Regions from separate parts of the Homo sapiens genome. Here region 1 is linked to region 2. The links are chromatin loops, found by intact Hi-C in ENCODE. Cell type or tissue: IMR-90. All regions are shown on one strand. Each heading gives the region's core, and the rest is flanking DNA. Links, peaks and the distances in the headings are about the cores only. Region 1 overlaps PACS1 (phosphofurin acidic cluster sorting protein 1). Region 2 overlaps PACS1 (phosphofurin acidic cluster sorting protein 1).

What was found. Peaks named below come from ENCODE experiments on the same cell type or tissue, not always from the same donor. Only the 100,000 strongest peaks of a DNase experiment are listed, where the experiment ranks them.
Region 1: a loop joins it to region 2, with 2.4 times the contacts of the local background. A loop is called at or near these places in 3 of 110 quality-filtered maps.

The regions. Positions count from the first base shown.
Region 1 is chr11:66,202,868-66,207,268 of GRCh38, reverse strand. The region is part of intron 2 of PACS1 (phosphofurin acidic cluster sorting protein 1); the gene reads right to left. Among named protein-coding and RNA genes, the nearest start is that of KLC2, 53 kb to the left of the region's middle. In IMR-90, for the core only: no CTCF peak of the experiment used is centred there; no DNase peak of the experiment used is centred there.
Region 2 is chr11:66,078,670-66,083,070 of GRCh38, reverse strand. All of the region lies in intron 1 of PACS1 (phosphofurin acidic cluster sorting protein 1), which reads right to left. Among named protein-coding and RNA genes, the nearest start is that of PACS1, 11 kb to the right of the region's middle. RefSeq lists an enhancer at 2,559-2,608. In IMR-90, for the core only: no CTCF peak of the experiment used is centred there; a DNase peak (open chromatin) is centred at 2,400.

The sequences.
Region 1 (4,401 bases), core at 300-4,299, 120 kb before region 2:
CCTTGAACTCCTGATCTCAAGTTATCCGCTCCCCTTGGCCTCCCAAAGTGCTGGTATTACAGGCATGAGCCACCGCGTCTGGCCAAGGTGTGATAATGGTATCGAGGTTTTGTTTAAATATACTGCCTACATTTTTGAAATACATATCGACATATTTGTGGGTGAAATGTTATGATGTACGGATTGCCTCAAAATAACACTGGTGAAGGGAAACAGTGGGGACACAGACGAAACGAGACTGGCCATAAGTTGATAACAACTGCAGCTTAGTAAGGGGTTCGAGGGAATTGTAAACTACTTCGTCTACTTTTGCACGTTTGAGATTTTTCCAAAATAAAAGTTGAAAAAAGTAATCAGTGCTTAGGGTTCTTTTAAGATTTCTCAGCTCAGAGCATATATTCACAGAATATGAAGGCCTGAGGGCCTGGTCCTGGGTCTTCCCTCTGCCTGGAAGGCTCTTCCTCCAGATACCTGCATGGCCCTCACCTCCCTCAAAGTCTTTGGGTAAATGTCATCTTCTCAACCAGGTCTACCGTGACCACCGTAGGGAATCCGTTAACTTCCTCCACCCCAGCCCTCTCGGTCCCCTTTATCTTAGTTATTGTCACTATAGGACATCACCTTCCAACAGCAGTAGCCTCATTATATGATTATATGAACTCTCACCACCCAAGTATGTGCTCTAAATACCTGTAAAACTTTGTATCCCAAATTCACTATCTGAATTTCAAATTCGCTAGAAGTAATCTGCGTGTGCAGGTAGCAGGATGCGGAGTGCAGTGTGTCACGGGATCGCAGCCAGGCCCAGCCCAGCCCAGCCCTTTCAAGCATGGTGCACTACTGTCCTCATCTTTACTACCCTTCCCCAGGGGTTTAGCTTTCATGGGTTCCAGTATTTGCTTCTTCCAGGTGCCTGGGGCACTACCAACCAGGGTCCAATTTCAAAATTATTTTTAATATACTTTTGTATCATTTGTTTATCTATATAACAGTATATCTTCTTTTGCAGTATAGAAGCAAAACCATTTATATTTAATACTAAAGTAACATAGCACATTAAAATATCCAATATTAATATTATTTTAAAAATTAGGTTACTGGTGTTTTATTATTATTATTTTGAGACAGAGTCTCACTCTGTTGCACAGGCTGGAGTGCAGTGGTGCAATCTTAACTCATTGCAACCTCCGCCTCCCAGGCTCAAGCGATTCTCCTGCCTCAGCCTCCCCAGTGGCTGGCACTACAGGCATGTGCCAAAATGCCGGGCTAATTTTTGTATTTTTAGTAGAGATGGGGTTTGACCATGTCGCCCAGGCTGGTCTTGAACTCCTGACCTCAGGTGATCCACCTGCCTTGGCCTCCCAAGTGCTGGGATTTACAGACATGAACCACCGTGACCGGCCAGGTTACTGCTGTTTTAAATGCTTCTTATTTAAACCAAAAATTCTTATCATATAGATATTTAACAGTATTATTGCTGAATGTGGTGGCTCATGCCTGTAATCCCAGCACTTAAGGAGGCAGAGGTGGAAGGATAGCTTGAGCCCAGGAGTATAAGAGCTGCCTGGGCAACATAGTGAGATCCCATTCTCAAAAAAAAAAAAAAAAAATTAAGAGTATTGTAGTGATATTTGAGGAAATTTGTTGGGGTTTCTTGGATGTCTGAAAATAAGCTGTTATTTTTCATTTATTCTTTATTTCAATTTTTAACTAATAATTTTTATGGGTACATGGCATATATATTTATGGGGTACATAAGACATTTTGGTACAGGCATACAACATGTAATAATCACATCAGGTTATATTGGGTATCCATCGCCTCAAGCATTTATCATTTATTTATGTTACAAATATTCCAATTATACTTTTAGTTATTTTTAAATGTACTATAAATTATCATTGACTGTAATCGTCCTGTTGCACTATCAAATATCAGATCTTTAAAACATTAAAAAAATTTTTATAATTAAAATAATTGTTTTGGCTGGGCGTGGTGGCTCATGCCTGTAATCCCAGCACTTTGGGACGCTGAGGCGGGCAGATCACCTGAGGTCAGGAGTTCAAGACCAGCCTGGGCAACATGGTGAAACCCAGTCTCTACTAAAAATACAAAATTTAGCTGGGCATGATGGTGCACACCTGTAATCCCAGCTACTTGGGAGGCTGAGGTAGGAGAATCGCTTGAACCTGGGAGGTGGAGGTTGCAGTGAGCTGAGATTGCGCCATTGCACTGCAGCCTAGGCAACAAGAGTGAAACTCCGTTTCAAAAAAAAAAAAGTTTTTAAAAAATAGAGATGGGGTTTCACTATGGTGCTCAGGCTGGTCTCAAACTACTGGACTCAAGGAATCTTCCTACCTCAGCCTCCCAAAGTGCTAGGATTACAGGCGTGAGCCACCATGCTTGGCCAAATACCAGGTCTTATTCATTCTATGTTTTTGTATCCATTAACTATCATCACTGCCCGACTGCCCATATGAGCCTGTGGTAACCATCATTAGACTATCTCCATGACTTTAATTTTTAACTCCCAGAAGTAAGTGAGAACATTCAAAGTATGTCTTTCTGTACCTGGCTTATTTCATTTAACATAATGTCCTCCAGTTCCATCCATGTTATTGCAAATGACAGGAACTCATTCTTTTTTATGGCTGCATAGTACTCCATTGTGTATATGTACCACATTTTCTTTATCAGTTTGTCTGTTGATGGACACTTAGGTGCTTCCAAATCTTGGCTATTGTGAATAGTGCTACATGGGACTATTTTGGTTTTTTGAGGAAACTCCATACTATTTTCCATATTCGCTATACTAACTTACATTCCTACCAACAGTGTACGAGGGTTCCCTTTTCTCTACATCCTCACCAGGATTCACTATTGCCTGTCTTTTGGATAAAAGCCATTTTAACTGGGGTGAGATGATATCTCATTGTAGTTTTGATTAGCATTTCTCTGACAATTAATGATGTTACATACCCTTTCATATGCCTGTTTGCCACTTGTAGGTCTTCTTTTGAGAGATGTCTATTCAGATCGTTTGCCCATTTCTTAATCGGATTATTAGATATTTTCCTGAGTTGTTTGAGCTCCTTATATAGTCTGGTTATTAATCCCTTGTCAGATGGACAAGGGATCCCTTGTTGGCCTCTCAAAGTGCTGGGATTACAGGCATGAGCCACCGTGCCTGGCCCAGAAGCTTTTTAACTTGATGTGATCCCATTTGTCCATTTTTGCTTTGGTTGCCAGTGCCAGGTATTACACAAGAAATCTCTGCCCAGATCAATTTCCTGGAGAGTTTCCCCAATGTTTTCTTTTATTTTTATTATTTTAGTGGCCAAAGCAGTTGGAAAAATGTTTTCTTTTAGTAGTGTCATAGTTTCAGGTATTAGAGTTAAGTCTCCAGTCAATTTTTATCTGATTTTTGTATATAGTGAGAGACAACAGTCTAGTTTAATTCCTCTGCATATAGATATCCAGTTTTCCCAGCATCATTTATTGAAGAGATTGTCCTTTCCCCAGTGTATGTTCTTGGCACCTTTGTTGAAAATTAGTTCACTGTAGATGTATGGATTTATTGCTAGATTATCTATTCTCTTCCATTGGTGTAGGTGTTTGTTTTTATGCCAGCACCATGCTGTTTTGGTTACTATAGTTCTGTAGTATAATTTGAAGTCAGATAATGTGATTTCTCTAATTTTGTTCTTTGTGCTCAGGATGGCTTTGGCTATTCTGGGTCTTCTGTGGTTCCATATACATTTTAGGATTTTTTTTTTCTATTTCTGTGAAGAATGTCATTGGTATTTTGATAGGGATTGCATTGAATCTGTAGATTGCTTTGGGTGGTATGGACATTTTAACAATATTGATTCTTCCAATCCATGAATATGGAATATCTTTCCATTTTTTGTGTGTCTATTTAGATTTCTTGCATCAATGTTTTACAGTTTTTAATATAGAGATATTTCACTTCTTTGGTTAAGTTTATTCCTAGGTATCTTATTTGTAGCTCTTGTAAATGGGATTACTTTCTTGATTTCTTTTTCAGATTGTTCACTGTTGACATATAGAAATGCTACCTATTTTCTGTATGTTGATTTTGTATCCTGCAACTTCACTGATTTTATCAGTTCTAATAGTTATTTTGTGAAGTGTAGGTTTTTCCACATAGAAGAGCATATCATTTGCAAACAAGGATAATTTGATTTCTTCCTTTCCAATCTGGATGCCTTTATTTCTTTCTCTTGCCTGACTGCTCTAGTTAGGACTTCCAGTACTATACTGAATAACAGTGGTGAAAGTGATGATCCTTGTCTTGTTCCAGATCTTAAAGGAAAGGCTTTCAGTTTTTCTCCGTTCAGTCTGATACAAGTGATAGGTCTGTCATATATGGCTTTTATT
Region 2 (4,401 bases), core at 135-4,134:
TAAGGCATATTACACTGCCCCATTCCATCGCCTGTGATTTAAAGTACCAAACAAAAACCTGCTTGTGAAGACAATGTAAAAGGTGGCTGATATGAGAGCTGCTGCAGTATAAATATTATACCATCATATTCATAGTTTCACTGACACTCCTCAAAGATGTGAAGGTCATGATTTCTATGAACATAGATGCTCAGACATTTTATTTTATATTTTTTGAAACAGAGTTTTGCTCTTGCTGCCCAGGCTGGAGTGCAATGGCATGATCTTGGCTCACTGCAACCTCTGCCTCTCGGGTTCAAGCGATTCTCCTGTCTCAGCCTCCCAAGTAGCTGAGATTACAGGCGACCGCCACACGCCCGGCTAATTTTTTTGTATTTTTAGTAAAGATGGAGTTTCACCATGTTGGCCAGGTAACTCCTGACCTCAGGTAATCCACCCACCTCGGCCTCCCAAAGTGCTGGGATTACAGGCGTGAGCCACAGCGCCCGGCCTGATGCGCAAACATTTTACAAACAAACATTTTATCTATCTTCATAACAAATGAGGTGTTTTTTTGTTTGTTTTTTTTTAAGGTGGCCAGACATAGTGGCTCACACCTGTAATCCCAATACTTTGCGAAGCTGAGGTGAGAGGATCACTTGAGGCCAGGGCAACATGGCAAAACCCCATCTCTATAAATAATTTAAAAATTAGCCGGGTATGGTGATGTGGACCTTTACTTGGAAGACTGAGGTTAGAGGATCACTTGAGTCCAGGAATTCGAGGCTGCAGTGAGCTATGATTGTACCACTGCACTCCAGCCTGTGGGACAGAGTAAGACTGTCTCAAAAACAAACAAACAAACAAAACCAAAAAACTAAAGAAAGCAGTTGTGCCCCATGTACCAGTCTACACTCTTCATTAAGCCCTGATGTTTACCATGAGAATCCATTCATCATTAAGATCCAGATTCAAGGAAATGTTAATCTGTGTTTTATACATTCTTAAAGAAGAACCAGAAACAAGTAAATATAATTGTAGATTTCCAACCAAAATGGAAAAATAAAGTCCTGATGCTTATTAAAGGTGAAAATTAACATACACCCAAAGATCTACATGTTTCAGGAGAGACCACAAATGTATTATCAGGTTTCTCCTGTAAAAGTAGAATGTAGTTTTTCTATGGCTTGAGACACAAAAAGGAAAACTTAAAAAGACAAGAGAAAAAAAAATTAACTACATTTAAACCCTCATTTTCCTAGGAGTTGCTCAGTTTTCACCGGTGACAAATGGCAAGCTGTAAACCGGTTCAGTTGCTCTTCTGCTGCCAAACCAGGGCTAAAGAAGTCAGCAGGTAAAACAGGGAAGCTGTCAAGTCAAGCTGGCTCAAAACAAAGCTGTGGTTTGCAGGCGGGGCCTGTACCATCTCTTCCGTTCATATAAGCTGGCAGGATGTAGAAACAGGATCCCGACCCAGCCACTGCTTCAGAGAACCAAAATATTTTGTTTTGACTTTGTAGTCTAATAAGCTTGGGGTTTGGCAGGATCTGTGCCTCAGGTGAACCCAAGACCTTGTGATGGTCCCACCGAGGAAATCTGAATATTACCCTAATTCTAGAAAGAAAGCATGTTTGTTTTGTTTGTTTTGTTTGTTTTGTTTTGGTTGGGGGGGGCAGGGAAGACGGAGAAATTAGGTTGACAAGAAAAACAGCAACAGTAATAGCTGATATTAAGTGCTTTCTATGTTGCCACACACACGATTAACATGTGTTAATAACAAAATTAACCTTATTTAATTCTGATGATAATCCTGTGAGACAGGGACTTTTCTTTTCTTTCTTTCTTTTTTCTTTTTTTTTGAGACAGGGTCTTGATCTGTCGCTCAGACTGGAGTGCAGTAGTGCGAACACAGCTCACTGAATTCTTGACTTCCTGAGCTCACACAATCCTCCAGCCTCAGCCTCCCAAGTAGCTGGGACCACAGGCGTGTGCCACCAAGCCCAGCTAATTTTTTTTTCTATTTTTTGTACAGACGGGGTCTCCCTATGTTGCCCAGGCTGGTCTCGAACTCCTGGGCTCAAGCAATCCTTCCACCTCAGCCTCCCAAATTGCTGGGGTTATAAGTATGAGCCACCACACTCAGCAGGGACAATTATTATGCCCATTTACAGATGAGAAAAGTTGAAGCATTATAGAGGTTAAAAACTTGTCCAGAGTCACTCAAATAGTAAAATCTGACCTGACTGGCTCCAGAACCCACACTCACAGCCACTATACCACACAGCCTCTCGCTGTCTATGATGGAAATTGAGCAGTGTTTTGTAATTCCAGCTGGCAAAGAATAAGGCATTAAATATTATTTGTCAGCTATGAGAACCAGACAGGGCTTGGGGGACCAAGTTTAAACACAGAAACGGCTCTGGTGTCTGGCAATCATGAGTCATGAGACAAATTCCAGCCCCGCCCACTTTTAAACTGTGTAGTCTTAAAAAAATGCCTTCACCTCACAGGGCCTCAATTTTCCCTTCTGAGAAAAGGGATCGTAGCACCTGGCTCTGGCAGTTTTGTGGCACACAGTAAATGCTCTGGTCATCAGCTTCACTGCAGCGAGCATCAGCGCAACTGTCACCTTACCAGAGGCCCTCCCTCACCAAGACAGCCTTTCCCCCCACACTCAGTTCCCCACCACACTATTCTTTGTGACCCTACTCGCTATCTGACCATTTATCACAGATATAACAATATAATTGTTCCTCATCTGTCACCCCCACCAGAAAGCACACCCCGGGAGAGAATGGACTTTGTCAGCCTGTCTGCTGCTGCTTCTCCAGAGCCTAGATCAGTGCTTGGCACACAGAAACACTCAGTAAATATTTGGTGAATGGATGAATTGTGCATAACAGATAGTCATTCAATAAACATTATAAAACACTATAGGAAAATCAGTGTCATTGATTTGACAAATGTAGTTATTGAGCATCTATAAAGTAACTAAATAAAGGAACAAGATTATTTCCAGTAATGGCGAGTAGGTGTGAAGTAGCTTTATAAACTCCCAGAAGGGGTTGGGCAGGTGAGGACAGCCTTCCAAGGTAGCAGGTCAGTGAAGAGCTGAATGATACCCAGGAGCTAGTCTCAGCGATCCAAGGATCCAGGGAAAGGGTATCACAGGTAGAGGGAACAGCAAGTGCAAAAGCCCTAAGGCGAGGGTGACCCACCGCAGGAACAAGGGGAGAACGCAAAGGTGAGGTCAAAGACATGGGAAGGGGCTGCATCGTTTAGCATCTCCTGAACCATGAAAAGGGGATCTTTTTTAAGTATGACGGAAAGTTACTGGATGGTGTCTCTTATCTTCACCCACTAGAATGCAGACTTCATGAGATCAAGGATTTTGCTTGCGGCACATATCAGCTGGTCTATAAGCTTTTGCTGAATGAATGAACTGGAAGATTATAGAGGGGGTGTGACAAGTTCTGATTTTCATTTTAAAATATCACTCTGAACTGCCACTAGTGGTTACTTTCTGGGAAGGACTAAGGTGGCAGAGGTTGGGAGGGATTACAATGCAATGTGTTTGAGAGGTACCATAAAACAGAAAAACAGAAGGGAAAAGCTGCTCCCTAAACCCTGAAGCCATTTGGTGTTTGTAAACAAGAGGCAGGAAAAGGTTAGTGAGGAGGGATCAGTAAATGATGACTGATGCCCCAAGCCTTAGTGTGTTCTAAACTTTTTTTTTTTTTACCCAGACCTTTTCCCAGCAATAAACTATTAAAAAAAAAAAAAAAAAACCTGCTACAAAGAATGTCTCACCTACCAAGAGGAACAAAAGAAAACTCACAGACAGATACAGAAGTGCACATACTCACACACAAACACACACAATGTTTCAGAAAAACAACTGAAAAGAGGCTGGGCGGTGGCTCACGCCAGTAATCTGCTGACGCGGGCTTGAGGTCAGGAGTTCAAGACTAGCCTGGCCATCATGGTGAAAGCCTGTCTCTACTAAAAATACAAAAATTAGTCGGGCATGGTGGTATGCACCTGTAATCCCAGCTACTTGGGAGGCTGAGGCTGGAGAATCACTTGAACCCGGGAGACAGAGGTTGCAGTGAGCCAAGATAGCGCCACTGCACTCCAGCCTGGGCAAGAGAGCAAGACTCTGTCTCAAAAAGAAAAAGAAAAGAAAACAGCTGAAAAGAAAAAACGCCTTCCTATATCTCAGCACAATAACCAGCCTAGCCTGGGTGCGGTGGCTTACGCCTATAATCCCAACACTATGGTAGGCTGAGGCGGGAGGATTGCTTGAGCCCAGGAGTTTGAGATCAGCCTGGGCAGCATAGTGGGACCTTGTCTCTGCAAAAAATTAAAAAGTTAGCAGGGCATGTTGGCATGTGCCTGTGGTTCCAGCTACTTGGGAGTCTA